Linked DNA regions of Homo sapiens: all the other regions are linked to region 4. Evidence: chromatin loops called from intact Hi-C (ENCODE). Cell type or tissue: endothelial cell of umbilical vein. All regions are shown on one strand.

Region 1 (8,000 bases), 440 kb before region 4:
AGGGTTCAAGAGCCCATGGGAGGTGGAAAGTGGGCAGGCAAAAGAGGGAGTGGCTGGAGTGAATCAAGAGAGAATACTTTTTAAAGACATATGAAATCAAATCATGTTTATTTGCCAATGGGAATAATTTGGTTGAGGGGACAATCAATATGGCATGAATGAAGGGGATATTTGCAAGGGCAGAGTTCTTGAGAGCAGAAGGAGATTGAAACTCAAAGCACAAGTGGAGGAGTGGCCTTCATCCCTACCAAGAGAGAAGGTGGATTTTGCAGGTACAAGCCCAGGTAAGGTGATAGATGCGATGGTAGGGATGGAATGGTTCTTTTTTGACTGTCCACCTTTCTATGATATATTGGGCAATGCTGTTGGCTGAGATGGGTGGTGGGGGGGGCAGGTGAGGGTGATAAACATGATTAGATTTCATATGTCTTTAAGGAAGTGTGGAATAAGCATCCCAGAAAGTAAGAGGGGAATGTTTTCAGGAATTGTAAGTGGAGTGACAGACATTCCTAGGTGTCATGTGAGAGTTGTGGTCATAATTTTGAAGTAAACCAAGTTGGATTGGTTTGTATGATTTTTTAAAAGTATTCATCTGTTTAGGTGTGGGTAGAGTCAAGAAACAGTAGAGCTAGATCAGGGTTTGGTGTTTCCTAGGTGTATCAATTAGGATGTTTTTCATTGTGAGTAACAGAAAACCTCTCTCAAGCCACCTTCAACAATAAGAAAATGAATTATTGAACTTAAAAGAAGGTTCAGACGTAGGTCAAGCTCCAGGGTTGTTGATTCAGTGGCCCCGTGAGTTCATCAAGGACTCAGGTTCTTTTTCCCTCTACTTGGCTGTCTATGGAATTGGCTGCTTCTCGTGGCTTGCACCCTGCTCTTGTGATGCAGTGGCTGGGGGCAGTCAGTCTACCTCTACCCGCTTCCTCATTCATGTGGAGCAAAAGAGAGGGAAACCCTCTCATGCTCTCACCAGCCAGGGAAGACAGGGCATTTCCTTCAGGCATTAACAGTTACCATGGGAATGCCATGTGCTGGTGGCTTCAGTCTGGTCCTCCTGAATCAGTCATTGGCAAGCACCAAGGGATTTCTAGGATGGATTTAGACCAGTGGTTCTCAAAGTGTGATTTTTGGACCGGCAGCATCCGCCTCACCTGGGAACTTGTTTGTTTAAAATTCAAATTCTTGGGCCTCACTCTAGATCTATTATATCAGAAATTCTGGGGGGTGGGGCCCTACAGTCAGTATTTTAACAAGCCCCCCAAGCAATTCTGATGCACGGCAAAGCTTGAGAACTAATGGCTTAGGATAAGACAGTGAATGCCATGAACAAAATGAGGGATCTTTGAGGAAGGAGGATATGGCAATAAACATCTACTAGTGGCTACTAGACCAGGTGGGCACCTGAGAGAAGGCTCACAGAGTTCAGGGTGCCTGCGATGCAGACATTCTAGGGAAGGGCTCCAAAACAAGGGTTAGAAGAAAAATGAAGACACAGAGGAACAATGGATCCGGTAAAAGTGGTGAAATTAGTAGACTGGTGATCACAATGAAGCTGGAGAATTGCAATGAGTTAGCAGGATAGAAGACGTGATGGCCACACAGATGAACTCACAGAACTCCAACTGCATGTCTGAACCAAGGTCACACTGACTATTCACTGCTCTCAGCCAACAAATGAGGGTGGCAAGAATGCTAAGGCCTAAGCTTCATTCAGGGCCACACGCTCTTCAGATGGTTGACTTTGGCTCAAGGACCACCACCAACTCCCCATCACCTGACTTTGGTGAGCCTTCTTTAGACTGCATGTTCTGTTTCTTTGTTTGTTTGTTTTTGGAAACAGAGTCTCACTCTGTCACCCAGACTGAAGTGCAGTGGCATGATCTCTGCTCACTACAACCTCTACCTCCCAGCTTCAAGCAATTCTTCTGCCTCAGCCTCCTGCTGGGATTACAGGCATCCTCCACCACACCAAGTTACATTTTGTATTTTTAGTAGAGATGGGGTTTCACCATGTTGGCCAGGCTGGTCTCAAACTCCTGACCTCAGGTGATCTGCCTCCCAAAGTGCTGGATTACAGGTGTGAGCCCCCATGCCCGGCCCTGCATGGTGTTCTAAGAATCTTCCATCCAACCTTCTCTCTCATTCTCCTTCACTCATGGTTAGACTTGTATCACAGTTCAGCAGCACTGCCATATTTACCCAACTCCGTCCCTAATTTTTTTCTCACAGAGGCACTTCCCCTTTTAATATTTTTGGCATCTGCTTCTTGGGAGAATGTAGACTAATATGGAAGTTTCCTGAGTAGAGTTTGAAAATGAGATTGTGTGTCAGGTACTGTGCTATGCATGGAGTATGGTAGGGTGGTCTCTGCCTTGCTAGAGCACCACTGAGGAATACAGATGTATAACCAGTCACTGCAGGACAGCATAGTAAGGCATCATGGGGCAGTCCCAGCTGCTGGAGTTGACGTGGGCATGCTTAGGGATGGTGGAAAGATGATGATACTGTTGGTAGGGTGGATATCCTGCCAACTGATAGCACACCCATTAGTTTAGGGAAAGACCTGGTGTTCAGTTGCTAGCCTCTCAAAGAGTTGTCCCCACAAACACGTGTGTAAGTATAGCTCAATGACTACACTGAAAGGATATAGTCTCAATGAATGTCATTGGTTCCTACAGGCATGATAAGACAATTTCTATCATTATTCCTGATATGGTTTGGCTGTGTCCCCACCCAAATCTCCAACTGTAGCTCCCATAATCCCCACGTGTCACAGGAGGGACCCAGTGGGAGGTAATTGAATCATGAGGGCAGTTTTTTCCCATGCTGTTCTCATGATAGTGAATAAGTCTCATGAGATCTGATGGTTTTATAAAGGGAAGTTTCCCTGCACATGCTCTCTCTTTTGCCTGCCACCATGTAAGATGTGACTTTGCTCCTTTCCCTTCCACCATGATTGTGAGGGCTCGTCAACCACATGGAACTGTGAGCCCATTAAACCTCTTTTTCTTTATAAATTACGCAGTCTCAGGTATATCTTTATTAGCAGCATGAGAACAGACTGATACAATTTCCTTTCCCATGGCCTTCAGAAAATAGATGGATGACTTCACGGATGTTGAGGAGAGAGGCAAATACTTTATAACGGTTTGCTTTTTGTGACAAAGTCTTTGTTTTCTGCCTGCCTTTCTCTAACATTTCCCCTAGTGACTGTCAACCCACAATGAGTGGTTCTTTCCCTACTGACTGCACTAGGTAGTTGTGAGGGACCATGAGATAAAGCCCCAAGCTCCCTTAACAACAGTAAGCTGCTCTCCCATGCAGAGTCCTTATTCCATCTCCAACTCAGGCCTGGCTACAGGCACCTGAGGAAAGGAGTGTGCTCCAGTCTCCTGGGCTCCACACACTTCCATTCTGAAGGGAATGTTGGGTCCCTTTTGGATTTTTATCCTGAAATTCAAGATCCATGAATGGATTCGAGGGAGGCTAAATCTCCTGGAATTATGTGTACATTTCTTCACACAATTTTTTTGTATACAATTTGCAACACAGTTTTTTTTTGTCATTTTTGTATGTTTATGACATGTTAGGGGCATAAAAAGGGATGGGGTCCATAGTTTTTTATTATTTCTCAAGTTTGTGACCTCAAAAAATATTGAGTCAGTCTTTTTTTTTTTTTTTCAGATGAGTCTTGCTCTGTTGCCCAGGCTGGAGTGCAGTGGCACAACCTTGGTTCACTGCAACCTCTGCCTGCTGGGTTCAAGCAATTCTCCTGCCTCAGCCTCCTGAGTACCTGGCATTACAGGCACCCACCACCATTCCCGGCTAATTTTTTTTGTATTTTTAGTAGAGACAGGGTTTCACTGTGTTGGTCAGACTGGTTTTGAACTCCTGACCTCAAGTGATCCACCCACCTCGGCCTCCCAAAGTGCTAGGATTACAGATGTGAGCCACCCCACCCGGCCCAGTCACTTTTTTTTTTTAAGAGAAAAATACTCAAGCCTTTATAGGGTGTCTAGATGAAAAACTGCCTTTAAAGGGTATCTGTTGTTGTAGTTATCCATTTTAATTTTAATATTATTATTCTACTTTATTTTATATTTTAGTTTAGACAGGGGCACACTCTGTCACCCAGGCTGGAGTGCAGTGGTGCCATCATGGCTCACTGCAGCCTCAACCTCCCAGGCAGAAGTGATCCTCCCATATCAGCCTCCCAAGTAGCTGGGACCACAGGTGTACACCATCATGCCCAGCTAATTTTTAAATTATTTTCTGTAGAGATGGAATCTCCCTATGTTTCCCAGGCTGGTACGCCTCCATTTTAGATTAAAAGAAAGGTCCCTTTTTCTTTGTGGTGATATAAGAAATACTGTATTATGGAATTTTGTGGGATAATAATAAAAGGGGGCTGGTATATGGAACAAAAGGAAATTAATTTTGTACCTTAATAAATCTATGTCATAAGAGAATTTTAACCTCCATAGAACACTGTCTTGGAAACCGAAAACTAAAAAGAAGAAAAACATCATAATTTTTCTTTTTTAAAAATTCTCTTTTCTTTCTTTGTTCTTTTTTTCCTTCCTTCCTCACTCCCTCCCTCTCTCTTTCTTTCTGGTTAATCTTAGGCCTAGTTATTTCCAGATTAACAGGCAAAAGTCTTCATTAGAGTTATAGTTACAACATGAAAATTACAGGACAAACTTAACTGTGTTACAAAAATGCCAAACGCAGATGGAAGTGTGCAATTCTTGTCTGTCTGAACTTTCCCTCATTCACCACGAGAGGGAGCGCCACACCACAGGGACAGCTCCCTTCACTGCCTGCATAGCTGTCTTAATGGTCTGCTATGTCGTGAACATTTTGCAACGTATGCACAGAGGTCAGCAAAATCATGGAAGAACAGGGCCTTGCTGATTGGTATACATGTCATGAGGGGCCCCAGCAGACCTCAGCTCTGTGTTCAGGTCAAGAAGCTGCAGGTGACCCGAGACACAGCAGCTCCTAACCACGCCCTGATGTGCAGCCTGCGTGCTGCTGCGGGGCAGGTCCTGAGGCCTCCATCAACTCATCTTTTCTAGAATGACAAAGTGAAACTCAGTTCCTTCCTCTACAGGTGACAAAGCAGGTAGAGTAATCGATGAGCTAATAAGTGAGTAGACATGCTAAAGCATTTATGAGATCTATTATGATCTCCTGTGAATGATAGGAAAGATGCTATAGATGAGAAGCTGACATCAGGTTCAGTTATTTTTATTCACAATTTTCTATCACCAGCTCTGTGCTGGTGATTGTATTTGAAGTGTATGGTCTCAGGTATTGATGACAGCTGGAGGGAGATCCTTGGAGGCTGGCCTTCAGGCTCTTTTGGTTTTTATTGTTTTTAATTGTGGTCAAATATACATAAAAATAACCCCTTTTAAACGTGCAGCTCTGTGGCACTGTGTACATTCACGTTATTGTGCAACCATCACTACAGTTTATCTACAAACCCTTTTCATCTTCTCAGATGGAAACACGGTACCCATAAACCAACAACTCCCCATTCTCCTCTCCTCCCAGTCCTTGGTAACTTCTGTTCTACTTTGTGTCTCTGACTCTATGAATTTACCTTTTCTATTCTAGGTACCCCTTATAAAGGGAATCATGCAATATTTGTCTTTTTAAATCTGGGGGATTTCACTCAGCATGTCTTCAAGATTCATCCATGTGGCATATATCAAAATGTCACTCCTAAATGTGGTATATATGTAAGGAGTTATTATTTATATTGTATATATTCCACACAATGGGATATTAGCCATAAAAAAAAGAAATCCTGTCCTTTGCAGCCACATTGAAGGAACTGGAGGTCATTATGTTCAGTGAAATAAGCCAAGCACAGAAAAGCAAGTGTGGCATGTTCTTACACATATATGGGAACTAAAAATCCTGGATGTCATAAAGACAGAGAGTAGATTGGTGGTTACCAAATGCTGGAAAGAGTAGGAGAAAGATGGGGATGAAGAGAAGTTGATTAATTGGTACGAATGTTTAGTTAAATAGAAGAAGTAAGGCTTAGTGTTCAATAGAGCAGTAGGGTGATGATACTTAACAATAATCTGTTGTATATTTCAAAATAGCTGTAAGAGAATAATTCAAGTGTTCCTAGCATAAAGAAAAGATAAGGCCTGTTGCAGTGGCTCACGCCTGTAATCCCAGCACTTTGGGAGGCCGAGGCAGGCAGATCACGAGGTCAAGAGATCGAGGCCATCCTGGCTAACACGGTGAAACCCCGTCTCTACTAAAAATACAAAAAAATTAGCTGGGCCTGGTGGCCGGTGCCTGTAGTCCCAGCTACTCGGGAGGCTGAGGTAGAAGAATGGCATGAACCCGGGAGGTGGAGCTTGCAGTGAGCCAAGATTGCCACTGCACTCCAGCCTAGGTGACAGAACGAGACTCCATCTCAAAAAAAAAAAAAAAAAAAAAGAAAAGATAAATATTTAAAGTGGTGAATGTGCCAATTACCCTGATTTGATCTTTACACATTATATGACTGCATATAATGTGTATATATAATATATAATGTATATAGACATGTACTCCAAAAATATGTACATCTATTATGTATCCATAAACTTAAAAAAAAGTCTCTGTTGTTTAAGCAAAAAAAAAAAATGGTTGTTCATTTTTAAGGCGAATAGTATTCCACTGTATGTATGTCTTAATGTGTTTAGTGTTATAACAGAATACCTGATTCTGGGTAATTTATTCTAAAAAGAGGTTTATTTAGCTCATAGTTCTACAGATCAGGAAGTTCAAGGGCATGGTGCTGATTTTTGGTGATGGCTTCCATGCTGTGTTATAACATGGCAGAAGGTCAAAGCGGGAGCAGGTGTGTTCAATATCACAAGAGCAGTGATATCACTTTATAAGAACTCCCAGGCCGGGCACAGTGGCTCACGCCTGTAATCTCAGCACTTTGCGAGGCTGAAGCATGAGGTCAGGAGTTCAAGAGCAGCCTGGCCAATATGGTGAAACCCTATCTCTACTAAAAATACAAAAAAACAAAAATTAGCCAGGCATGGTGGCACACACCTGTAGTCCCAGCTATTCAGGAGGCTAAGGCAGGAGGATCGCTTGGAGGTTGCAGTGAGCCGAGATCGCACCATTGCACTCCAGCCTAGGTGACAGAGCAAGACTCCATCTAAAAAAAAAAAAAAAAAAAAGAACTCCCACTTCCAGGAGCTAATCCATTCCTGAGCAGGTGAGAGCTCTCTCTCATACCTGTGAGTGAGACAACATTAATCTATTCGTGACGATGGGGACCCATGAACCAAACACCTCCCACTAGGCTCCACCTCCCAACACTGCCATGTTGGGAATCAAATTTCAACATGAGTTTTAGGTAGGGATAAATCACATCAAAATCATAGCAGTATACACCACATTTTGTTTATCCATTCATTCTTTGATGGACATTTGGGTTGCTTCTGGCTTTTGGCTATTGTGAGTAATGCTGCAAAGAATATTAATATACAAATATCTGTTCCAGTCCCTGCTTTCAATTCTTTTGGGTGTATACCCAGAAATATAGCACCTGATAATTCTGTGTTGAATTTTTTTGAGAAACTACCATACTGTTTTCCTCAGTGACTGCACCATTCTGCATTCCCACTAGCAATGCACAAGGGTTCTAATTTTTCCACATCCTTGCCAACACTTATTGTTTTCTTATTTTCTCTTTTTCAGAATAGCCATCCTACTGGGTGTGAAATAGCCATCCTAATGGGTGTGATTTGTCTTGTTCAACAGTTTTATCAGTGATTTAGATGGAAACAAAGAAAAGTTGCTTATCTGATTTGTTGAGCAAAGGAAGGTAGAAGCCGATGTGTTATATGACAGAACTGTGAACCAAAATAAAGTTGCTCACTTACACAGGGGTTGACAAACTATAGCCTATGGGAGAATCTGGCTCGCTGCCTGTTTTTATAAACGAAGTTTTATTGGAACATATCTAC
Region 2 (8,000 bases), 360 kb before region 4:
GAGGAAGAGCAAATGATTTTTAGGGGAGATGAATGGGCTTGAATAATAGGCAATAGCGTGGGCTCTGGCTATGGAGTCTACTCTAGTCCTTCTTCCTGCAAAGATATCCGGTTGATGAGATATCTGGGGAAGGAATTCCCAATAATTGGATATCTTCTGGAGGATCTGGCATTTAGGTAGATAGGGGAACTTTAGGGAGACCCTCCTCTCCCCACCATATTTGCTGCTTCCCAGATGCACTCAATTTGAAGTCCAAAGTGGCATATTTGACACATTTTGGGGTATCTATTTTTTTCTTTTTTTTTTTCATTTAGGAAGAGGGTCTTGCTCTGTTGCCCAGGCTGGAGTGCAGTGGCCCCATAACAACTCACTGCAGCTTCAAATTCCCAGGCTCAAGCAATCCTCCCATCTCAGCCTCCCAAAGTGCTGGGATTACAGGCATGAGCCACTGCACCTGGCCTGGGGTATCATTTTCTAAACCCCAACAGTACAACAAGAGTTAGCTTGGCATGTGCAAGCAATGGGAAGAAAAAATACAAATCCATCACTAGGAATGTCACAAAAGACAGGGAGCGAAGAGAAGGCAGGAGCTGATTGTCCATGAGTTCAGTATTTATTCTAGTAGCAGTGGGGAGTTTTTTGAGGGTTTTAAGCAGAAGAGTAACAGGATTTATTTATACTTTCAAAGATTGCCCTGGCTGCTGTATGTGGGCCATAGGGGTGAGTGTACAGCGGGGAGACAGCAGGGCACAGTTGTAGCAGTCAGGGTATGAGGCTACAGTAACTTGGATGAGGGTTATGGCGGTGAAGCTGATGAGGAGTGGCTGAATTCAGGATTTATCTTAGGGGATAGAGCCAATAGGACTTGCTGATAGGTCGAATGTAGGATATGAGAGGGAAAGAGAACTAAAGATGACTCCTAGGTTTGTAGCCTGCCCAACTGGGGAGCTGGCTGGAGCATTAGCTAAGATGGGGAAAACTGGGAAAGAAAGAGTTAGGGTGTGGGTATGTGTGGAACGGAAGGAAGATAGAGGGGCAAAGAAGGGCTCAGGATTGTTTTGAATATGGTAAGTCTGAGATTCCTGTCTTAGTTTTTGTTCCCAGAGAAAAATTCTGAGATAAGAGTTTGAATGCAAGTTTATTTCGATAGTTTATTGCATTTATTGTTATGCAAACAATATTGCAATAAACTTGGATCCTTGGAGGCGAGCCAAGGAAACACAGATTGGGTGATGTGGAAGTAAGACAGGGAAGAGAGGGCAGGCAACAAGGGGTGAGTTTATTTAAAAAGACACCAGTGTATATACCAGTGGAGCTTAATACTGCTGGAGAACTCTGGGAAACAGTACAGAGCATGTGCCTAACAGTGGTTCCCTGGGAAAGGTAAGGAGGCTGGGGTAATTATCAACCACTCCCGTCAGTGCTCTGGGATTAATTGATTCCTTGGGGTGATTGATTCCTTGGCACTTGTGCCATGTAGGCTGGAGCACAGCAGGCTCTGACAGCCAGAGGACATCCCAGGCAAAGAGGCAGGGGCTGGCAACTGGAAGCCAGGCTGGTGGGCACTGAGATGGCAAGGGCTGAAGGGATACTGGTGGGCAAGAAGAGTTTCATAGTCAAGGCCTGATTAGGACACCAGATAACACAAGGAGAGGGGCTGGTATTCGGGGAGGTCAAGTGCAAGGGCCAGTATCACAGTTCAGTCTGGAGTCACAAAGAGAAGACAAGCAGTAGGTGAGGCAGCAGTTAGATCAGAATGACGCCCATGGACAGAGCTTATGGGCACTGGCACATCTTTTGAAGACCCTGAGTCAATATTAAGAGTGGACATCTCCAGTTCTAGAATCTCAGTGGATTGATTGAGATTGGGTGCATCATCCAAGGATGTCAGAGTTGCTTCTGCGGGGAACTTGCCTAAAGACTGATTAGGTGACTTTTCAAGGCTGCCTACAAACCTGAGCTTCTATGAGTTCCTCTTTTACAAATGCAGAAATCGTGGTGCAAGAAAGATAAGAAAAACCCTTAGACTCTAAAAGTGTGCTGATGCCCCTAGCTAAAGAACACTGCACACATGAAAGCTCATCGCAGTGACTTTTTCCACAAAGGAGGTGTGAATATTTTATCAATATTCATGAAAAATAATTTTGTAAGGTAAGCATGTCAAAATATGTCAAACCCGAAGGTCACATTTTCCAGAATTCTTTTTGTCCCATATTATGTTTCAATGCAGCATCATCTTTCTGTCCAGCATAAGTGCCCCAGGCAATGGTAATCATTTCATTACTTAATTGAAGTCCTAATTATATTAGGATCTATTGTCAAATGTGGTCCTGTCTTCATTACAACACTTCATTACAACAACCATAAGTAAATGGAAGTGTTGGACTTTTCCTGTAAGAATAGTTGAATTTAACTTCTCAATCTTGCTCTCTTTCTTTCTTTCTCTCTTTCTTTCTTTTTTTTGAGATACAGTCTTGCTCTGTCGCCTAGGCTGGGATGCAGTGGCGTTATCTCAGCTCACTGCAACCTCTGCCTCCTGGATTAAAGTGATTCTCCTGCCTCAGCCTTCTGAGTAGCTGGGACTACAGGCATGTGCCACCACACCTGGCTAATTTTTGTGTTTTTAGTAGAGACGGGGCTTTTCCATGTTGGCCAGGCTGATCTTGAACTCCTGAGGTCAGGCGATCTGCCCACATTGGCCTCCCAAAGCGTTGGGATTACAGGTGTGAGCCACCGTGCTCGGCCAAACTTCTCAATGTTTCATTTCCCACCCCAGCTCATCCTACCTTTCTGAGCTGGTAACCAAATTCAAGGCATGAAGTTTTTTTAACCAAAAAGAGCAAAACCTTTGTAATTTAAATATAATCAGCCTCCCATTTGGGAGATACTCTGCAAACATCTTCATGACACTCTGGGACAGCTGCTATTGTCCTCTTGGCTGCAATCCCTACATTAAAAATTCATGTTTGTGTCCTTTCTCGGTTGTTTGGCTTAGCTTTACTCTTAAAAAGTGTTTATGGGCCAGGCACGGTGGCTCATGCCTATAATCCCAGCAGCTTGGGAGGCCAAGGCAGGAGGACCACTTGAGCCCAGGAGTTTGAGACCAGCCTGGGCAATATAGTGAGACCCTATATCTACAAAAAAAATTAAAAATAATTAGCTAGGCATGGTGGTGTATGCATGTAATCTAACTACTTGGGAGGCTGAGGCAGGAGACTCACTTGAGCTCAGGAGGTGAGGCTACAGTGAACTATGATCATGCCACTGCACTCCAGCCTGGGCAACAGAGAAAGACCCTGTCTTTGAAAGAAAAAAAAAAGTGTTTATGATCCTCCCCAAATAGACTCCATCCTTTTATTTCTCACTGAACTCCCAGACAGAGGTTCTTAACCTGAAGCTCATGAGTCCTGTGAATTTATAAAACAGCTCCAAAGACGCCACAGATACCTCGAAATTATAGAAAATTTGATCTAGCTTTGCATTTGAGCCTCTCCAGGGTAAAAATCTTTCTACAGCTTCTAAAAGGAATAGGTAACCTAAAACCAGGCAAAACAAAACAAACAAACAAAAAACACCCCAAAACTTTGCTGTTTTAAAATCCCCATTTTAAAAAAAGATTATGTAAAAATAATTTTTCTTTTTTCATTTTGTTTTCATCTTTAAACCAGCTCTCCAGAGCCTCAGCCAGGCTGCCTCATCATCGAATCATTCTGAAATATCTTCCACAAACCTTCCCCTTGTATTCATACCAAATAGCTCTCAGCTATACTCCAAACCCATGCAATGAGGTAGAAAATTACTTCCCTCCCCCTCCGATTCTTAAAGTGGTTAATTTTTTTTTCCTGGAATGGACATTATTAATATTTCAAATTTGTTCTCATTGCTTTATAAACTGTAACCATGGATCCAGCTCTAATAAAGATGTCCCAGTGAGTTAATCATGCTAGGGAACAGAAAAACTCAGGGACATTCAGAATCACAGCCAGAAGGGGGCAATCCTTCTCACATCATACCTAAGACTGCAGCTCCTGTCAGGCTGCGTGTTCATGTGTAAGGCACCACAGGCCCCGTGGTGCCAGCTCACCAGCTCATCTTGGTGCCAGCTCACCAGGTCACGTGCTGACTTTACCAGTACATGTATGCTAATTAGTTATCATCCAATTGTTTGCCTTCCTAAAGGAATGAGGGCATCATCTCCTAGAATTTGTCTTCTAAGCTCTTCTCTTGACCCCGGAAAGAAATAGTGGACTTCATTGTTTTAGGGTGTTTCATTTTTGGAACACGAATTGCAGATGGGTTCGTGGTTGGCCGAGAGGAGCCAGGCCGAGAAGTTTGGCTATTTTGTCAAAGGCAATGAGAAGCCACTGAAGGTTTTAAGCAGAAAAGAATTACAGATTTGCATTTGAGAAGTATCAGTTTGGAGAATAAATTAGGGAGGCGTAAGATTTGGAGGCACAGAAGCCAGGTGGAAGGCTGTTTTTCAGGCTAGAAAAGTGGTAGTCTGTTGTAGGTTATATGCAATAGATTTGGAGAGAATGGGTTAGATGCAGGGATGTTTATGAAATGGGAATTGACTGGCTTACTCTGGAGGGGATGGGAAGGGAGGCAGAAAGGAGTCACAGATGACATCTTTATTTGTAGATTGGGTTGGAGTAGATGGTGGTGTCAATTAATGAGATAGGAAACCTAGAGAAGGAGTAGTTTATTTATGGGGGAAAAAAGATATGAGGAATTGAACTTGGGACATGCTGATCTGGAGGTGCCTACAAACCATTCAAGAAAAAGTGTCCTACAGACAATTGGAGATGCAAAGCTTGGAGCTAGGGGAGAGGTCTGGGCTAGAAACACAGGCCCATTCCCTCCATGGAGATGGTAACTGACACCATGAGAGTGAAGATTACCCAGGGGTAGGGATGATGAAGACAGAACAGGGTCCGGGAGGGAACGCTGAGGAAGACCAATATGAAGACATGGATGAACAAAGAGGGGACTAGAAAGAAGTCAGCAGGGGGACTGGAAAGAAGTCAGTAGAAAGATGTGTTATCACACAGGTGAGCCTTGAGGACATTACACTAAGTGAAAAGCCAGTCACAAAAGGACAAATACTGTATAAGTCCACTCATAGGAGACATCTAGAATAGTCAAACTCACAGAAAGTAGACACCAGTTGCGGTGGCTCATGCCTGTAATCCCAGCACTTTGGGAGATCAAGGTTGAGAATCACTTGAGGCCAAGAGTTCAAGACCAGCCTAGGCAACATAGTGAGACCCCCATCTCTGCCAAAAAAAAAAAACTAAAAACCTTAGCCAGGTGTAGTAGTGCATGCCTGTAGTCTCAGCTACTCAGGAAGCTGAGGCAGAAGGATTGCTTGAGGCAGGAGGATTGTTCGAGGTTGCAGTGAGCTGTGATCACACCACTGCACTTCAGCATGAGCAACAGAGGGAGACCCAGTCTTGGAAAAAAGAAACAGAAAGTAGAATGGTGGCTGCCAGAGGCAGGGGGCAGCAGGGAATGGGGAATTGTGGTTTAACAGGTATTGAGTTTCAATTTTGCAAGATAAAAAGAGTTCTGGAGACACATGGTGGTGATGGGTTATGGCCACACAGCAGTGGGGATGTACGGAATGCCACTGGTCTGTGCACTTAAAGATGGTTATGATAATAAGTTTTATGTTTTGTGTATTTTACAACCTTTTAAAAATAAAAAGTGTGTGCTATTGTGGGAGCCAAGATAACAGAGCATTTGGGGGGATGCAGTGTAGTCAGGAAGCATGCCAAAAGCCAAGTATGATTAGAACTAAAACATGTTTATTTATTAATACTTTACCAACGTGGTGACCACTAATGTTCTTTTTAAAAGTAGTTTTCTAGGCATGGGGGGCACAGAAGTCAGGTTTCTATGGATTAAAGACTAGAGGGTTTCCAGTCAAGTTGGCCTTGGAAGTTCAGGTCCTCCTCTTTGCTGCAATATAACAAAACATAAAAACATATAAAAACACATGAAAATATAAAAACAAAACAAAAATATAAAAATAGGCCAGTATAAATAGCACATACACACTTGCTGCAATAAAGCCAAGCTACAAAGGGTTTCCTGACTGCTCTTAAATATTCTCAACAGCATTATGGGGCAGTATTTCCTTGTCCTCAATACAAGACCTGGGCCTGTGGTGAAGTCAACTGTGAAAGGGGAGTGAGGGGAAATGAGAGAGGGAGAGGGAGAGGGAGAGAGAGAGAGAGAGAGAGAGAGAGAGGGAGAAATAAGCCAAAATTCTAAAACATACAAAAACAATTAAGAAAGGCATCCAACAAAATCAACAGTCAAAAGATAAATTCATTCTACATGATTGCAGTAATAAAATATTAAACTATTTAATATATATATATATTTAAGATCTACAGAGTAATAAATGAAGAACTTACATACCTAATAGAAATTTTATCAGGCAATAAAGGGAATAATGAAGAGAATTGTGAAAAGAAATAACAAGAAATATTTGAGGAGAAGATGGCTGAGAATGTTCCATCACCACAAATATGTCCTTAGATCAAAAGTATTCTCCCCATGCCAGAAGGTTAAATAAAAATAAAACCACACCTAGAAATAACATAATGAAACAGCTGAATAAAAATTCCAGAGAGAAAATCTTAGAAGCTACCAGAGAGAAATAGCAGTCAGATTAGCTAAAAGGGAATAGGAATTAAACAGCCCCATATATTTCTCATCAGCAATAACAGAAGCTAGAAGACCATGAGGTGGTATCTTCACAGTGTTGAGGGTAATATAAATGATTTTTCAAGTTATTATTCAAGAAGGAAGACAAAACTAAGACAGCAGGAATGCACCAGCCACCAATATTCCCTATTAAAGGAGACACGTCAGCAGAGAATAATGTGAACCCAAAACAACAGTGTGGGACACAACACACAATTGTGTAGACAGACATCAATAAAATAGTTCAGAAAATCATTGTTTTAAAAATTATCTTTCAGGTTTTAAAAAGGTGGAATTAAAACTCTAGAAACAATTACAAATATGTATGAGAAGGTTCACAGCAGTTTTATTCATAGTGGCTAAAACCCAGAAACAAGACAGGTGTAATATTAATAGGTGAATGGAAAAATAACTTGTGATATATTCATACAATAAAATATTACTTAGCAAAAAGTACACAAAAAGACTGATAGGTGAATTAATATGAACAAATTTTGCAGAAATGCTGAATGAAAAAGCCAGACCCAAAAGTGCACATCAATACTCCATTATTTCATTTATACAAAGTTCAAGAACAGACAAAATGAATTCATGGTGTCAACACAGGGGTTATACTTAGAAGGGAAATATTTGTTGGGATGGATTACAGGAAGTCTGTGGAGTAATGTAAATGTTGTATATCCTGGATTACAGGAAATCTGTGGAATAATGTAAATGTTGTATATCCTTTTATTTTTATTTTATTTTTTTCTTTTTGGGAGACAGGGTCTCATTTAGGATGGAGAGCAGTGGCACGATCACAGCTTACTGCAACCTCGATCTCCTGAGTTCAAGCGACTCTCTGGCTTCAGCCTCCCAAGTAGTTGGGACTACAGGCATGCACCACATCATCTGGCTAATTATTATTATTTTTAAATTTTTTGTAGAGACAGGGTCTTGCTATGTTGCCCAGGCTGGCTTCAAACTCTTGGACTCAAGTGATCCTCCCACTTTGGCCTTCCAACTTGCTGGGATTACAGGCGTGCCCAGCCTATACCTTGATTTTTACAATTCATTGAGCTATATGCTGAATATTTATGCGCTTTATTTTATGTAAATTGTAGCTGACTTTTTAAAAAACCTGCCAGCATTATAAAAATTGTGGGAGAAATAATGGGTACAGTCAGTAAAAGTTGTACAATTGATCATTTTAAACTCATGATCCCTAATAACCAAATAGTGGGAAGTAATTATAATGAAAGAGATGATGTAAGGAGCAGAAGAAAATGCAAACAAACAAATAAAAC
Region 3 (8,000 bases), 99 kb before region 4:
AACTGCTGAAGACTGAAAACTTGAGATGTTCCTCTTGTTTTAAGAATTTGACTGAAAACGGGCTGGGCACGATGGCTCATGCCTGTAATCCCAGCACTTTGGGAGGCCGAGATGGGTGGATCACTTGAGGCCAGGAGTTCCAGACCAGCCTTGGCAACATGGCAAAACCCCAAAAATACAAAAATTAGTGGAGCGTGGTGGCTCACACCTGTGGTCCCAGCTATTCAGGAGGCTGAGGCACAAGAATTGCTTAAACCCCAGAGGCAGAGACTGTAGTGAGATCGTGCCACTGCACTCCAGCCTGGGTGACAGAGTGAGACCCTATCTCAAAAAAAAAAAGACTGAGAATGGTTGGCACTGTCCCCCTGTCTCCAGGAGGGTGAATGTTTCTAGCTGAACCCTGGTGCCCACTTGCTCCTCTAAGCCTTCAGCAGTCCTCCCAGCCTCAAGGGGTGATCCGTTCATCTTCCCCCCACCTCTGGAAATCCCAGCGTTTGAACGCTGGGGGGAACTGCAAGTCTAGTTTACAGGGTTTCTCAGCTGAGATGCCAGGAACACTTCGCGAGTGAGCATGCCACCACATTTGAGTGCATATAGAAAGTTAGCTGTTTGCTACAACTGGGGACACTTCCTATTAGAGCCGCATCTGCTGGGGTGGAGGGCTGCATGGGTTGGAGAGTAGGGTGTGACTTCTTCCAGCAAGAGGAAAGAGAAGTAGCATAGTGCCCATCGCAGGCAGAGAGCACATGTTTGACTTGCTCTTGGAATTTCTGTAGAGTAAGGGTGGTCAGGTTGCCAGACTACCCCTCAAACGAGGACATGGTGCTGCTGGGTCCCAGGGTAGAGCTCTGCTGGCACCTTCAAGGCCCTGATTTACACCTAAGGGCACACAACTGGGATCTGAAAACTGGGATGCACAGTACAGACTGCAGATTTACAGGGCGGGGCTGTCTCTCATCTGACTATTGATTCTTTTGGGGGCTGTAGTTTGTATCATAGTTATTTTTGTTCCTGTTTTTTTCCCCTCTTCAAGACAATAAGCTTTTGGAGGGCCAGGAAGTTGTGTTCCCATCTGCCGAGTGTGGGGCCTCGAGGGCCAGAACCTCAGAATGTAGAAGCTGAGTTAGTTTGTGGCAGGGTGAAGGGCTGACCTCTACTGTTGGAAATGCCAAAATCTCTGATCTGGCTTTAAATAAGCAAAACAGCCCCGCCAGACATAGAGTCATCCACAAAACCTCATGACCTCTGTTATTGCCCATCCTGTGTGGAAGCCCACTGAGAACTTCACTTGAAGATGCTGCAGGAACAACTGCAGGGAACCTGGAGATAAGGCCCCGGGTGATGATGTAAGCTAATTGCTGAGCTGGGTGGAGCTACTTAACCTTATGGTAGGAGGTGGAGCTTGACGCAACCCCCTTTTCCACCAACAAGCATTTCTTTCTACCTGTCATTGAAGTGAATCATCAGTATAAGTAGCGAGCTGGGCGCATTCCTTCTCAGTTGTGTTAAAACTTGCTGGTATTCCCCCGGTATCAGCAGAGGTGTGTACGGGCACTGCTTTAAAACTGGGAAGGAGGAAGACGAGGCCAGGGAGCCGGAGGGTCACCAAGGTAGATTTCCAGCAGCGCTAGTCCAGCTGAACACTTTCCAGCCTTGTTTTTCAGCAGCTTTGAGGAAAAGTATAGGTAAGAACAAAGACACCACTGTATGTTTGCTATATGAATGCATAACATCTGTTCTTGGTGTGAGTTTGATGTTGGTTTAATACTGTTTTTATGTCAGCGGCATAGTTCTAGCATGTACCAAGATTTTCAATTTTAAATGCTTTTTGGTGTTCACAGTTAGCTATAATTGGTCAATTTTACCCTCCTTATGCATAAAAAGAATGATAGGCAAAGAATGAGCCTTGAAAAGAATTGGGATCAGAATTCTGGTCCCCTGTTCTTTGCTTCTTAACTTTCTTGACTGTTTAGAAAAATGTACAGCTTTTCTTCCAAAAACCAAAGCAATAATACTTTTATTTTTGAAAATAATGGAAAACAGAGACCGCTGAAGTTCTATGAATGAGGTTTTCTGTTTTAGAAATCACAGGTTGAGGAGGAAAGAATTGTGTTTTCCTTCCTGTTCTGTTTCGAGTCTCAGTATTTCTGACTTAGAAACCTCCTGGAGAAGAGGGAGATACCAGCTCTCCTTTGTTTCAAGTAAAATACCATCTTAGGTCATAAAATAGTTTGCTTGGAGAATAATTCATGGCTTATATCTGAATTTTTGGTTGGTAGCAACAGAAATCTTTCTCTTCCTCGGTATGAGTAATTTGGCTTACATGATTTAGACTAAATTTTATTATATTTTTTGTTTGAGAAAACAAAAGTCAAAGCCCAGAACATATTCAACTGAGTTTTTCCCTCAGGTTTTCTATCATTTTCCCACCCTTCCTACTCATACATGTGAATATGCTGAATGATTAACATGTGATTTTTGTTTCTTTACTGTCTCATTTCATGGTGATTCATAAACTGTTAGTTAACTGGTTATAGTGTATCCATATGTTGGCAAAGCTTGAAATAAATTTGAGTGCAGGCCACACCTTCGTATTAATGAGCCGGGTTACTTTCAGTAAAGTATTTCTGATGTCATTAAGTGTTAAGATGGCCGGAATTCTAAAGACAATAAAAATGTATCAACAATATGAAATATCAAAGCCTACAGTCAAATCTGAGTTATTCTTTAGTACTTATTTCATAGCTATTCTTTAATGTTTATTCTTTAATACTTATTTCACATTGAAAAGTACTTTACACATGTTTGAATGAGATATTGCCAGTGAAAGAAACAAAAGGAAGCAAATAACTCTATAAGGGAAGTGGGATTTTAAAGTATGTTTGTGCTGGCCCCAGGCTGGTGAGTGAGTTTCATTAGCAATGACCAGGAAGAGAAAGAATGCCACAGTGGTGGGTGCTGACCTTTTTTTTTTTTTTTTAAACCTTTTTTAATGTCTGTAAGGAATACAAGGTGAACTTTAATTCTTGTGGGAATCTAGTAAGATGGAAGTCAAGAAGAGAGGAAGAAATGCTTTTTATTTAGTTAAGAGGAAGTAAACATCTGTATTAGTTACAGATGTTATGCCTTAACCTTTTTCATTCCTATTGTTTTTATGAAAATTTGCCTTTTTAAGTTAAATGAAGGTTTTCTGGAGTCCTGTATTGCAACTAAATGTTGATTTAAAACGACACATTTGGGACATTTTCTTGGCACTGTGGAATATAATGAAAAGATATAAAATGAAGGCAGGTATGAAATTATATGAATTCTGCTACTTGAGTGTAGAAGTTTTATTCCAAAGTGGTTTGTTTGGTGGATGTGGTGATGGTGGGGGGCTCTATGTACTTATTAAGGCAAGTGATGGGACAGGAGCTTTTGTGGTCTTGACGGTTCTGTTGGGATGGGAGGGTTGTTTGGGATTTTTATGTTTCATTCCAGGCAATGTTTATTTTTTCAGCCTGTACTTCTTAGGGTTTTACCAAGTCAGTTTTCATGTGAAGCCATTTTCATATCGTTTCTTTCACCTTGATGGAAATCTTTTCCTTCTTATGTGCTTTGAGTTAAATATGATGTAGTGTGCTAGTAACATAGACGGGGCTTTCCTTTCTACAGGTGGGCTTGAAGTGAGCCTGCCACTCGCTCACCTTGAATCACGGAGGTTTCAGAGGCCGTTGGCCTTCAGGGCAATGGCAGAAGCACATGTTCTCTGCTGTTTTCTGAGTCTATCTTGACTGCGTTCCCAGTGGCCCAGAATTCCCCAAGGGTCACTCGACACACCCTCGTCTACAGTAAATATTTGTGCTTCCTCTGTGCCTGGCCAGGTTTTCTCAGTACCCAGGAGCACAGGTGGGCAGTGGGATGTGGGCAGGCGGTACCCAGATTCCCTCCCACAGGGGCCACAGGGAGGACTTGGGCGCTTCCTGCCAAGAGCCCCCTGCCCTTCAGACTAAGTGGAAATAGAGATCCGGGAGTCCAGTGGACTCAGTGGAGTTCCGTAGAATACATGGAAAACGCACCGCTTTCAGTGATGTAAGCTGTCTTGTTCACTTCACGATTACTCATCTGGCCTGCAGCAGGCAAGAGGATCACATGCAATTATAAACAGCCTCCTCTGACTAAGGTCAGTGACTGGAAACCCTGTCACGTTATCAGAGGTCATTTGGTCATAGATTCTTGGGCAGAAGCCATTGAGAGTCCTGGGGGTGTGATCTTTGAGCCTTTGCCAGTGCTGGGGTTTGACTCCTTTTAGCTCAATTAACTGGGTCCAGGAGTTTATTTTGGCCGAGATCTGCCATGCTGAGTTGACAGGCTTGACACTGGAAGGAAGTCTCTAACTTCATTAGAGGAAATGGCGTGGCAGGCTTTAAGGCATTTTGATATACTCCACTTTTTCTCTCTTGCCCTGTTTTGTTGAGGTTTTCAGGGCCATAACTGTACCTGAGGTTAATCAGTGAGTGATCTATCTGAAAGGAATTTGTTCTCTTTGGGCACCGTCCTGTGTGGTATTATATTTGTATAACTATTTAGCTTAACTCATTCAAAAGGCTATTTAAGTCACTTGTCCTGTTCATTACTTGAAAACAAGTTGTCTTCTCTTTATTCTTTTAGTCAGTTACCAAATATTTCCTAAGTGTCTCTTGTGCTAGACATTGAGGGGCACTCCTTCTCCCTTTCACTTGTCTGTTTTTGTTGAGCTACATTTTTTCCTTAAGTCAGATTGTTCTTTTCCTGTTACTTTTGTTTTCACTTGATTTGTTTATTTATATTTAAATATGTACTTTAACAGTCTTGAAGCATTGGTCTGAATGAGGATGGTGATCAGATTGGGAAAATGCCCCTTAATTTTGGTTTAAAAAAATTTATTTTCTTTAAATTATTTGTTTATTGATAGGGGCCACCCACTCCAGGTGAGTGGTTTCTCTGTGTGTATGGCAGAGGAATGCTCTGTGTCTGGAAAAAAAAGTCACTTAGCTTGAAATATTATGAAAGCTGAAGAGTACAAATGTCAGAGAGAAAGGGGTATTGGGGGGGAAGAGAATGAGAAGACAAGACACAGTCAGGGCCCTGTCACCCGTGTGGAACTGCAGGTCCCTGGAGAGATGATGCATTTATCCCTTTTTAGAGATATTGCCATTAAAAGTTGATCTTGAGCATGACACAGAACTGAAAGCTTTGATGACAAAGCCAGCATCTCAGTTTAGCAATAACCAGGTTAGGGAAAAAACCCCAGAAACTCAACAGTGAGATTCAGCTCAGCAATGTGGGCGGGGAACCCACTGTCCCGCCTTGGGCAGGGAGCAGCCCCAGCCGCTTCATCTGCCTGATGCTGGGTTTTATCCGCTTCACAATTAAATTTCCTTTTTGTTATGCTTGCGCACATCTATATTTGGCTTTGCTTCTTATTTTTTAAGAAAGGGGAGAAGTGTGGGCAAGGTAAAATACAGCTTGCAAGCTCCCAAATGGCAAATGCACCAGTTAGAGTCTAAGTGGCCTCCCAACCTTAAGGTGAAATTCATTTATTCAGCAAATATGTACCAAGCCCATCAGGGACCACTGCTCGAGATACCAGTGCAAATAGAAGAGGCCAAGGGCACATTATTAGGTCCGGAGCCAGTGGCCTGCACAGCCATCTGTGACCACCTACCTCTCTGCTTGCAGGGAACTTCAGCCTGGTGGAGGAGACCCATAATAGCCAAGTCAACTGATAATAGAATTAGTAGTAGTGTTGAGGGACATAAAGAAATCAGGGTAAGGCCATCACAATTACATGGGTGGATGATCTTTTATAAAACAGCACAGTTTTGTTTTCTTCTGCCATGGTATCTCCTAACATTTTCCAGTGTGTCTACTTGCAGTTAATATGGAAGTTGCGGCTGACACTAGGTTAGTGGTTAAAAGAAAACAAGAAAACCAACCTTTAGAAATCTTTAGAAACATCATTATCATAGAAAGCTATAAACTCTTATGTATAGAAGGGTAAGTGGCCATTGATCTTGGAGCAGAATGAATGGATATTTCCTGGAAAAAAATATTTCCACTCATCAAAGATACTCAAGTCTCTTCTCATCTAATCAATATTGGAAACTAGGAATATCCACGCCTATGGAATATCCTCAGAGAGAATTAATTATTCTGCCCTCTAAGAGGTATAGTAGTTTAGACTTAGAAGTAAAGGCCTGAACTTGAGGCTGCACCATTGAAGGCAAAAGTGCCCTTTATCTCCCAGCTTTGTCATTTGCCAAATGCAATTGTGTTAAATTAAGTGACCTCCAATAGCAGAGCTCTATGTTTTCTCCCCTGACCCCCAAGTCAAAATTGATTATAGTAATCCATCAAACCAGGCCTGGCAAATGATGTTTTGCAACTAAAGGATAAATACTGAGGGGGAGGGACGAATGTGAACGCATATGCAGAGCAACACAGTCATGAGACCATTCTATTACTTCCTAAATTTCTTAAAGCTTTTCTGTCTTTTCTGAGCTTCTCAAGTGAGCAGGGGCATGAGTTCCTGTGTTGTGCCTGGGGACAGGGAAGGCTTTGGGACCTACTGTGGTCTTAAGTCTGAGCAGTGCTAATAGCCTCGGCTCACCAAGTGCTGGGCACTGTGCTAGAGGGTGTACAAACCTCTCATCTCATGAGGCCTCACTGCTACAGCTGACAGAGATGACATCCAGTTGTTTTTAGTTGCACATGGCAGAGCTAGAAAACAAACCAGGGTGTGTCAGACTCCAGAGCGCATGCCCTCTGTGATGCCGCTGTGTTACCCTAGATCAAATCAACCAAGCCATCCGTTAAAAAAAAAAACCTGATCTTTGTCAAATATGCAATTGTTATATTTTTGTTAGAGTCTGCCTCTCCAGTGAACGATATTAATTTCCTTCAAGTGGCTACTCACAGATATCACAAAATCAGAAAGCTGCCTACCCTGCAGCCTGTATCTGCCTCCACGTCCCCACATCAGTCCTCCTTGCTGTGCTTCTTGTCTCTTTAGTTTTTATCATCTTCTAACACTGTGAACTTTAGTAATTTATTCTGGATTGTTTGCTACCTGTCTCCCCTTGGTAAAATGTAGGCTCCGCAGAGGTAGAGCGTTTTGTCTGTTTTCTTCACTGGCATATCTCAGGTGCCTAAAACAACCATGCCAGACATGTAGTGGTGCCAGTGACAACTTGTTGAATGAAGAAATGGGAGAAAAAAGCAGACCCCGGAGACTTAGGAGGGTCTGTGTGAGGGAGTCTCCAGGCAGTCTTCCTGGGGGTGTCCTGAAGGACCTCCTGATCGTGATTTTGGTCAGTGTGGAGGCTGTGGTTTCTTCTGAGCTGTCAGTATTTGGAGGTGAGTTGTCTGCAGGTCACCTCATCCCACCTTTACACATTAGTAAAATGGAATTCGCTGGGTGATTCTTAGGACTGTGCGGTCAGTCGAATTACCAGACGTCCCTGCATGCTCTGTCTAAGGGCTGGAGTCTGCTTTCCTTGCTTCTCTTCTAGAAAGAGGTCTGTCCACAAGGGATTAGCCTCGCGAAGTTCCTACTGTTGTTCATTGACCCAGTGAGTGTTTTACCCACTGTGGGTTTTTCCTACCTAATTGCCCCTCTGGTTTTCAGTGTTCAACATGCTGCAGTTACGTGTTCTGCTGTGGTTTTACTTAGCTTAATCCTTTATTAATTGCCTCTTGTTCAAACTCCCTAAGAGCAGATTATCCTTCTCTTTCAGCTTCTGCTCCATTGCTGTTGAACTTTTTTTTGGTCGTGACATCAGAAAAATAACCAAGTGTGAGTCTGATAATAGCAAGTAAGGCTATTTTATTTCTATCCAATTTACCCCAAATTTGAGCAGTATTACACCTTAAAATAATAGAGCTGGCTCTTGCCCAGCATGTGAAAAGTGTATGCTTCACGATGGACAGATATTTTCCAGTATCTACTTACCATAAATCTCAAGATTTACCCTACCCCA
Region 4 (8,000 bases):
AGGGGACTTGCCCAGCAATAAGCAGGTCATTGGTGGTGCTGGATCTGACCCTGGCTCTCCAGCATCATTGTGAGCCTGTGATGTGGTCAAGGGTGTGGGCATGGGGTGGATTCGCCCAAGGCTTAGGTGCTTGCAGTGGTTGCATACAAGTTTCGAGTCTAGGGACCCAGCAGGGCCCTCTCCTTCCATTTGCCTGCAGAATCCTTTATCTCACTCTATTCCATAGTGAATGCACCTAGGCTGAAAGCAACTACTCTCTTTCAAGATGAAAGTACTGAGTATCCAGATTTTCTTCTGAATGCTTTTACCCTGGAACGGGGGCAGCATTGTGGCTATTGTGGCTAATAGCACTGTTTGCAGCAGTGTGTTTAAGATGGCTTTCCACCAGGAGCACCCTCAAAGCCATCCTGGGAGGCTCCACTCAGCTCTGCTCCAGGGAACAGGATCAGATTGGAACCTGGATGAATGCCAAGAAGAATCTTGTAGTTATCTATAAGATCATCTTCTAATTCAGGCTAGAGAATTTCAATGAACGTGAACTTTGATTTTAATGCCCTACCTGTTACTGCTTGGCATTGAGTTGGCAGTACTGACAAATGATATGAACGTGTAGAATTGGCCAATGAACATGGCTAGTGTTTGTTGAGTGTGCCAGGTGCCCTTGAGAACTTTATAGAAACCAACTCAGTTGATTGGTTTGATCCTCACAACAGCCCTGTAAGTTATGGTTACTGCCCCATTTTATAGATGAGGACACTGAGGCCAAGAGAGATAAGGAACTTGCCCTTAGCCACTTGGCTCTGTAAGTAACAAAGCCAGGATGCAAACCTAGGAGATCTGCCTTTTGACCTGTGTGATATCAGTCATTTAAGCTGCATAGGGTATGGACAGACTCAGGTTCAGAGTCCCTCTAAGCTCCGTGGTTTTCCCTCTTCACTCTCTTGCATGTTCTCTGCTGCTCCTAGATTGCTCATGCCCACTGGTGATCCTGTAGGCTTTGTCATACTGTTTGATTTCCTATGTTTAAACTGTCCTTTCTCCCTGTTCTCTACCTCTCAAAGCCTTCCCATCACCCTGTATTGTATTGAACTCCACATCCAAAACCATTTTGATTTCCAAGTCAGAGTCCGTCTGTTCCCTGTACCCCAAGTCTCACAGAATGTAACCTCTCTGTGTCAGTGAATTTGTTCTGCCTTAGCTTCTAGTGGATTGTTGACATGATGGCTCTTCCCTTGTAATTGTAACCATAAGGACTGCTATACCATGTTGTATCCACATGTCGTTGACATAATATTGCTCTCAAATTATTTGTTGGTTGGCAGGGCATGGTGGCTTATACCTGTAATCCCAGCACTTTGGGAGGCCAAGGCAGGAGGACGTCTTGAGCTCAGGAGTTTGAGACCAGCCTGGGCAACATAGGAAGACCCCCATGTCTATAAAAAATAAAAATATTAGCCAGGCATAGTGGCACACACCTGTGGTCCCAGCTACTTGGGAGGCTGAGGTGGGAGGATCACTTGAGCCCAGGAAGTTGAGGCTGCAGTGAGCTATGATTGTGCCCCTATACTCCAGCCTGGACAGCAGAAGACCCTGTCTCTAAATTAAATAAATAAATGTTGGTTTAATAAATGAAAAAAGGAAGGAAAACCAGCAATAGTTTTCTTAATAAATTATCCATTTATTTCCTTATATATATTTACAAACCTTTTGGTAGAAAATATTTTCAAAATGTATGTTTATTACTGCCTCATAAGAACAGTCTAGAAAATATAATTTACTTCATTCAATGATAGTGAATTTTGAGAGCCTCCATAGTTTACTACAGATCAGATGAATTGAGTGCTTACGTGAGTACCTACTTGGTGCCAGGCAATGTTCTTGGCACCGGTGATCCAATGGTGAGCAAATTCAAGTCTCTGTTCTCATGGGCTTACATTCTGGAAGTGATGGATAATAAACTAGTATGTCAACAAATGAACAGGTACTTTCAGAAAGTGATATGAGGAAGATACAGCAGGACGATAGGATGGGGGGTGATAAGGGTGGCTGATGGTGGGAACTCTAAAGGATGAGACCTGGGATCTCACACTTGGATGGCAAAGTGGAAACAGCCATGCCATCCAGAGTCAGCTGTCCAGCAGAGGGACCTGCCTGTGCATGGGCCCTACTGCAGTACATATAATCTGCATCCATGGCAGATGAGGACAGGATGGTTGGGAGTACAAGGAAGGAAGAGAGAGACTGGTTCCCAATGAGGTTAAAGTTGATTCAAGGCCAGATTATAGTTGGTCTTCTAAGTCATAGGAAAGAATTTTCAGTTTATTATGAGAGGAGTAGGAACCCATTGAGAGTTTAAAGCAGAGAATGACATAAACAGATAACATTTCAAATAGCAGTGCATACGTACATACATGTGTGTGCATGCACGCGCACACAAACCTGATACAGTAAATCACTGGACTGGTTTATCTCTTGCTATAAAAGTATTTGAAATTGTGTTTAATTGAAGGGTCTAGGTATTTGAGGTTTTACTGAATATATAGTATTTAAAGATTAATGAAATAGTCACACTTATTTATCCAATTTCCTGCTTTGGTAGGAACTTCACAATGAACTTCACACAATCAAATGAACACTGATTTCTTTAAAAATGAACAAATACTCCACTTGTACTCATAGCTTCATGAACTGAACCTCAGCAGAAGGTTGATCGGTGCTGCTTCCTGGGGTGATCTCTGTGCAGGAGATAGTCTTTCAATTCTCTTAGGCTGATGTTGTGAGATTTTAATACAAAAAACAAAGTTTCCCTCAAAGATTAAATCTTGTATATTCTTCTGTTTACTCCACCCATATGTGTCTCGAGTCACAGGCATATAGCAAGGCACTGGTGACCGCTGGTTCTCCGAAGTGAATCAGCTCTGTGAGACTGAGGCCACACCCTGCAGTTAGAAATTTTACTTGGCAATGACAGCTGTAATTTTGTCATTTGTCTGTGGCTGGGGCTGGCTCCTAAAACCCGGTGTGGATAGTGACATCTAGTGGATCTCTAGTAGATCAGTTCCGTGGACTGTCAGGTACCAAGTGAAGAAACACATTCAGCGGTGCCACATTCTAAAATTCAAAATATATTCTCTGTAATCCAGTTGCCTGTATCTAAAACATGAAATTATTAGGAATATTAAAATTTAATTTACTGTTTTTTCCCCACAGACAGAAGATCCAACCATGGAGCGACCCTATACATTTAAGGACTTTCTCCTCAGACCAAGAAGGTGAGGCTTGTGGGTATGGGTGGGTGGGGATGCCTGCCCTGCATGCTGTAGGTATAGGTGGGGATGCCTGCCCTGCGTGCTGTGGATATGGGTGGGTGGGGATGTCTGCCTTGCTTGCTGTGGTGTGGGTGGGTGGGGATGCCTGCCCTGCATGCTGTGGGGATGCCTGCCCTGCGTGCTGTGGGTATAGGTGGGGATGCCTGCCTTGCGTGCTGTGGATATGGGTGGGTGGGGATGCCTGCCTTGCATGCTGTGGGTGTAGGTGGGGATGCCTGCCTTGCGTGCTGTGGATATGGGTGGGTGGGGAGGCCTGCCTTGCATGCTGTGGGTATAGGTGGGGATGCCTGCCTTGCGTGCTGTGGATATGGGTGGGTGGGGATGCCTGCCCTGCGTGCCGTGGGTGTGGGTGGGTGGGGATGCCTGCCCTGCATGCTGTGGGTATGGGTGGGTGGGGATGCCTGCCCTGCGTGCCGTGGGTGTGGGTGGGTGGGGATGCCTGCCCTGCGTGCTGTGGGTATAGGTGGGGATGCCTGCCCTGTGTGCTGTGGGTATGGGTGGGTGGGGATGCCTGCCCTGTGTGCTGTGGGTATGGGTGGGTGGGGATGCCTGCCCTGTGTGCTGTGGGTATGGGTGGGTGGGGATGCCTGCCCTGCGTGCTGTGGTGGTTGGCTTTTGCTGAAGACGATTTTAAGTGTCCTTTGAAGTCACAACCCTTCTAACCAATTTTCTTCCATTATGTGTGCAGTCATAAGTCTCGAGTTAAGGGATTTTTGCGATTGAAAATGGCCTATATGCCAAAAAATGGAGGTCAAGATGAAGAAAACAGTGACCAGAGGGATGACATGGAGGTACGTGGAGGGCGTCAGGCCTCTCTCCTTGCCTTGAGATCATATTCATGTTTTGCTTTCAAACTTTATAATTGAAGGAAATAAAAGTTTAGAAAGCTTAAATATAAAAAAAAGTACATATGTCCGCAAATTGGTCATTGATAGTCTACCAGTGCAGTTATTTGTTTTGGTTAAAGATGAACTTTTTATGTTACAACACCAATCCTCGGAGAGATTTCTCTTTAGACAATGCCATGCCTATTCCCCAATTTTAGCCCCACAGCTCTGTGAAAGTCTCCTCACACATTGAATCCTATTATTGCTATGGACTTGCAACTCTTTGTAAATTCTTTTTAGCCATTGAGGTCGCTTCAAAGTGGGTGGAGGAATTTAGAAAATCACTTTTTTTTCAAGTTTCTTACTCATTTGGCCACAGGTGACAGCCTGCAGTAGAAAAACCCTCCTCTAGAAATGCCATTCTGCAACGAGCTGACCAGAGGAATGTCCCTTTTTTCCTTCCTGACAGAGCCGCCTGTATTTACCTTGTCACAGACTGATGCTGTGGGTCCTATCGTACCTTTTCAGCACACACCTCGGCCAGTGCTGTTTTGTTAGGCAAATTCTCATATTCTCAAAGTGTCCATTAAACGAGACCTCTCTAGGGCTTATTCTCACATCTGTTTGCAGCTGTTGCATATATGTGATATGTGAATAATGTGTGTGGAGAAGTTACCCGAACACTCCTCCGCCTGAGAGATCATATTTCCAGGCATTATTTCATTTACAAGCCTTCATCTCTCTATATACATGAAGAGGAATAATGTGGGTGATAGAAATTTATGAATGTTAACATTTCATAAGCATGTCAACAGATTTTCATCTCAAATCCAAGGAATTTTTTACACTCTTCTTGCCTTCCAACCGCAGTAACCAGTGAATTACTTAATTTTCCAGTGATTTTAGCAGAGGATGTTAGGAAGGGAATACGTAATGCCTAAAATACGTGCTGTAAAAATGGAACTCGAATTTTGGTACCATGAAACCCGTTGGTGTGGACACAGCCAGTGTAGAGGGCCTGAGTAGAAGGCAGCAGCTTCCAGACTCCTGGCTCCTGCGGTTGTTTGGGATGCAAAGAGGAGGCTTCTCTCTCAAAGCCCACCTCCCTGGGGAGCAACAGGACTCTGGGCCTCTGGTCCCCTGTGCCATGAGTTCTGTTAGAACACAGGTGCAGCGCAGCTCATCTTCCCTGCTCCCTTTACCTCATAGAGGTGTTGAAAAGATGGCAGCTGTACTGTGACGCACATCATTGGCAGGGCTTTGTACAGCCTTGGAGGCCCTCCAGTCAAAATAACAAACATGACGTATGGAAAGAGTATGATGTGACTTAAGTAGTGTCACCGACTGTGCAGATCCAAATTGTGTTGTCCTGCAATGTAGTCATCTTAGAGGGCAGCACAATTAATTGGCCATTACTCAGAAGATTTTTGAGGCCTTTCTAGAATTGATATATATATATTTTTTTGGCCTTCATTTGGGAATTTACTCAAATGTGGCCCCGAAGCCATGGCTAGAGCCAGAGAGCCCCAGAGCAAGGAGAAGGGCATGCAGGGCATGCTGTGATGACCTCTTACTCACAGCCGAAGAACCAACCTCATAATCGTCCCTTTAACTTTATTCCGCAGCATGGATGGGAAGTTGTTGACTCAAATGACTCGGCTTCTCAGCACCAAGAGGAACTTCCTCCTCCTCCTCTGCCTCCCGGGTGGGAAGAAAAAGTGGACAATTTAGGCCGAACTTACTATGTCAACCACAACAACCGGACCACTCAGTGGCACAGACCAAGCCTGATGTGAGTACCGTGTGATGGTCAGGAACACGTGCACGTGCACTGCACAGCTAGGGACAAATATGGCGGCCCTTTGGGACAAGGCTGGGAAATAAATCATATGTCTATAAGAGCAGATGGTGGTGTGGTACGAGATTCCTCTCCATTTACGTAAAGCATGCAAGAGCAGTCAGAACTTGTATATTGTAAGCGATTGCCTTTGAGTCACATGCTGCTGTTTTCAATATGAGCTGATTTATTTTCTATGTCTTCTTTTATGTCGATTCCTGAAATACAAAGCAGAGGTTGTTTTTCTTAGACTTATTTTACATTTGTTGATTATATTGTTTTCTTCTTCACCTTTCTCTCCCAACTGACCCAGAACAGAACCGGCAAGCAAATTGGCTTTGCAATTTTCTGTTTTCTCTAAGTTTTTGGATGTTTACTCTCTTCAATGCATTGATTTGGAAACCTCAAAAATTTTTTTTTCTTTAAGGAAATTTGAGCCCCTTAATATAATCAGAAACACATGGGAGAGTTGCAAAATCAGAATTAGTAATTACTGTGTATTTTAATCCCTCACCAGCCTCAGGGATGCAGTAAACCAATTCCTGTTTTGTTCCCTCAGCAATTTGTGGTTTGATTGATAGCAAATAAACACTGGTTAAAACTCATGGACTTTAAAAATGGTTTTGTAGCAGCTTGTTTTTAAATCATTTTATACAGCAAGATCTAAGTCTATTGATAATACATCGAAGGGCAAAAAGAAAGTCTTAAGGAAAAGGAATTTTATCCTAGAAATTATGAGCTGCCTAGCAGCCAAGACAAGGAGGAAATTATCAATGAACTATACAACTTTCAGTATGTAATAAAAGCAAGTCTACTGGGTAGTATAATTTTCTTGTCTACTCGAACTCTGAAAGAAAGTGGCTAATGATACATTTTAGACAACAAGCAGTATGAGGTATCATGTTCTTAAAAACCTTTTATCTTTAGAAATTGTAAAGATACTCCACATATGACTGTGGGTGGGGAGGGTGGCCAAGTTTTCTGGTCTAGGTTTTGTTTAATTTAGAGATAAAGCTTGCAGAATCTGGAACAACGAATAGCCTGTCTTCTCTGAGCCCCCAGGTGGGTTCTCGTGAATGTCAGCTGTTCGTGATCAGCTTTAGACTACCCAGCACGGGCATTAGCTCAGGACAGCAAAATGGTCTCAGGACAGCAAAAATATCAGATCAGCTGGGTAATGCTGAACTATCTTTTGTTAAAGTTTTTTCCCATGGAAATAGCTTGGTTGATTCTTTTTGTTTTTTATATTATTGCTTACTATTTCCTTTTGATTAATGCCCATAGCTATTAGAATTATTGTAATCCATTGTAGCTATTTGTAGTAAAAATGAATTTGGACCCACCTTGGGCTTGGTTACATGTAGTGACTAGAAGAATCTTGGTAGCAATATCCTAAGCAAAGCACCATTACCTACCTTTGCTCAACAGCATGAGAAAGGAGTACTGAAAAGGTAGATCCTCATGCGACCTCTGCAGAAAAGTGGCCAGGAGCAACTCACAAAGGAAAAAATCCTGATAGCTAATATGTATATGGAAAAATATTCAACTTCATAAATAAGGATCATGCAGATTAGAGTTTGTATTTTGGGGACAAATAGGGATAATTGCTACTTTCTCTGCCTCACAGAGTTGTGAAACTAACGAGGGAATTCTTGAGAAAACACTTCATACATTTTAAAATATATACTATTTTTTTGATGGCTCCACAGGTGTAGACATGTCCCCACACTCATCAAGAGGTGTACGTTAAACATGAACAGCTTTTTAATGTGTTGATTAGACCTCAATAAAGTGATTTAAAAGAGAAACCATCTTTGGTGGCAGTGTCCCAGAAACTAAAACAAAAGGTATAACTTGCTGGCTCTTCACTAGTCTAGAGCAACAAGGGAAAAATGCAGTTCTTTTTCTGTTGTTGTTTGAGACAGAGTCTCACTCTGTCACCCACAGTGGCACCATCTCGGCTCACTGCAACCTCCGCCTCCCAGGTTCAAGCGATTCTCCTGCCTT

The links. Peaks named below come from ENCODE experiments on the same cell type or tissue, not always from the same donor. Only the 100,000 strongest peaks of a DNase experiment are listed, where the experiment ranks them.
Region 1: a loop joins it to region 4, with 6 times the contacts of the local background. A loop is called at or near these places in 15 of 110 quality-filtered maps.
Region 2: it touches region 4 in a loop (3-fold over the local background); 2 of 110 quality-filtered maps call a loop at or near these places.
Region 3: it touches region 4 in a loop (6-fold over the local background); 10 of 110 quality-filtered maps call a loop at or near these places.

What each region holds. Positions count from the first base shown.
Region 1 is chr18:57,877,201-57,885,200 of GRCh38, forward strand. No RefSeq gene overlaps it. Among named protein-coding and RNA genes, the nearest start is that of ATP8B1, 78 kb to the left of the region's middle. In endothelial cell of umbilical vein, a CTCF peak has its summit at 4,783 (motif pointing right); a DNase peak (open chromatin) is centred at 4,801.
Region 2 is chr18:57,955,446-57,963,445 of GRCh38, forward strand. LINC01897 (long intergenic non-protein coding RNA 1897) reads right to left here and starts at 6,182. Exons shown (of 2, transcript XR_007066389.1): 1 at 6,057-6,182; 2 at 5,791-5,961. In endothelial cell of umbilical vein, a CTCF peak has its summit at 3,989 (motif pointing right); a DNase peak (open chromatin) is centred at 4,006; H3K27me3 peaks cover 1,149 bases.
Region 3 is chr18:58,220,073-58,228,072 of GRCh38, forward strand. All of the region lies in intron 2 of NEDD4L (NEDD4 like E3 ubiquitin protein ligase), which reads left to right. Among named protein-coding and RNA genes, the nearest start is that of NEDD4L, 180 kb to the left of the region's middle. RefSeq lists enhancers at 3,265-3,858, 5,078-5,177. In endothelial cell of umbilical vein, no CTCF peak of the experiment used is centred here; DNase peaks (open chromatin) are centred at 2,769 and 4,239; H3K27ac peaks cover 4,066 bases.
Region 4 is chr18:58,319,215-58,327,214 of GRCh38, forward strand. It overlaps NEDD4L (NEDD4 like E3 ubiquitin protein ligase), which reads left to right. Exons shown (of 31, transcript NM_001144967.3): 7 at 3,211-3,272; 8 at 4,018-4,120; 9 at 5,782-5,948. Among named protein-coding and RNA genes, the nearest start is that of MIR122HG, 120 kb to the right of the region's middle. In endothelial cell of umbilical vein, a CTCF peak has its summit at 3,016 (motif pointing left); a DNase peak (open chromatin) is centred at 2,967; H3K27ac peaks cover 367 bases.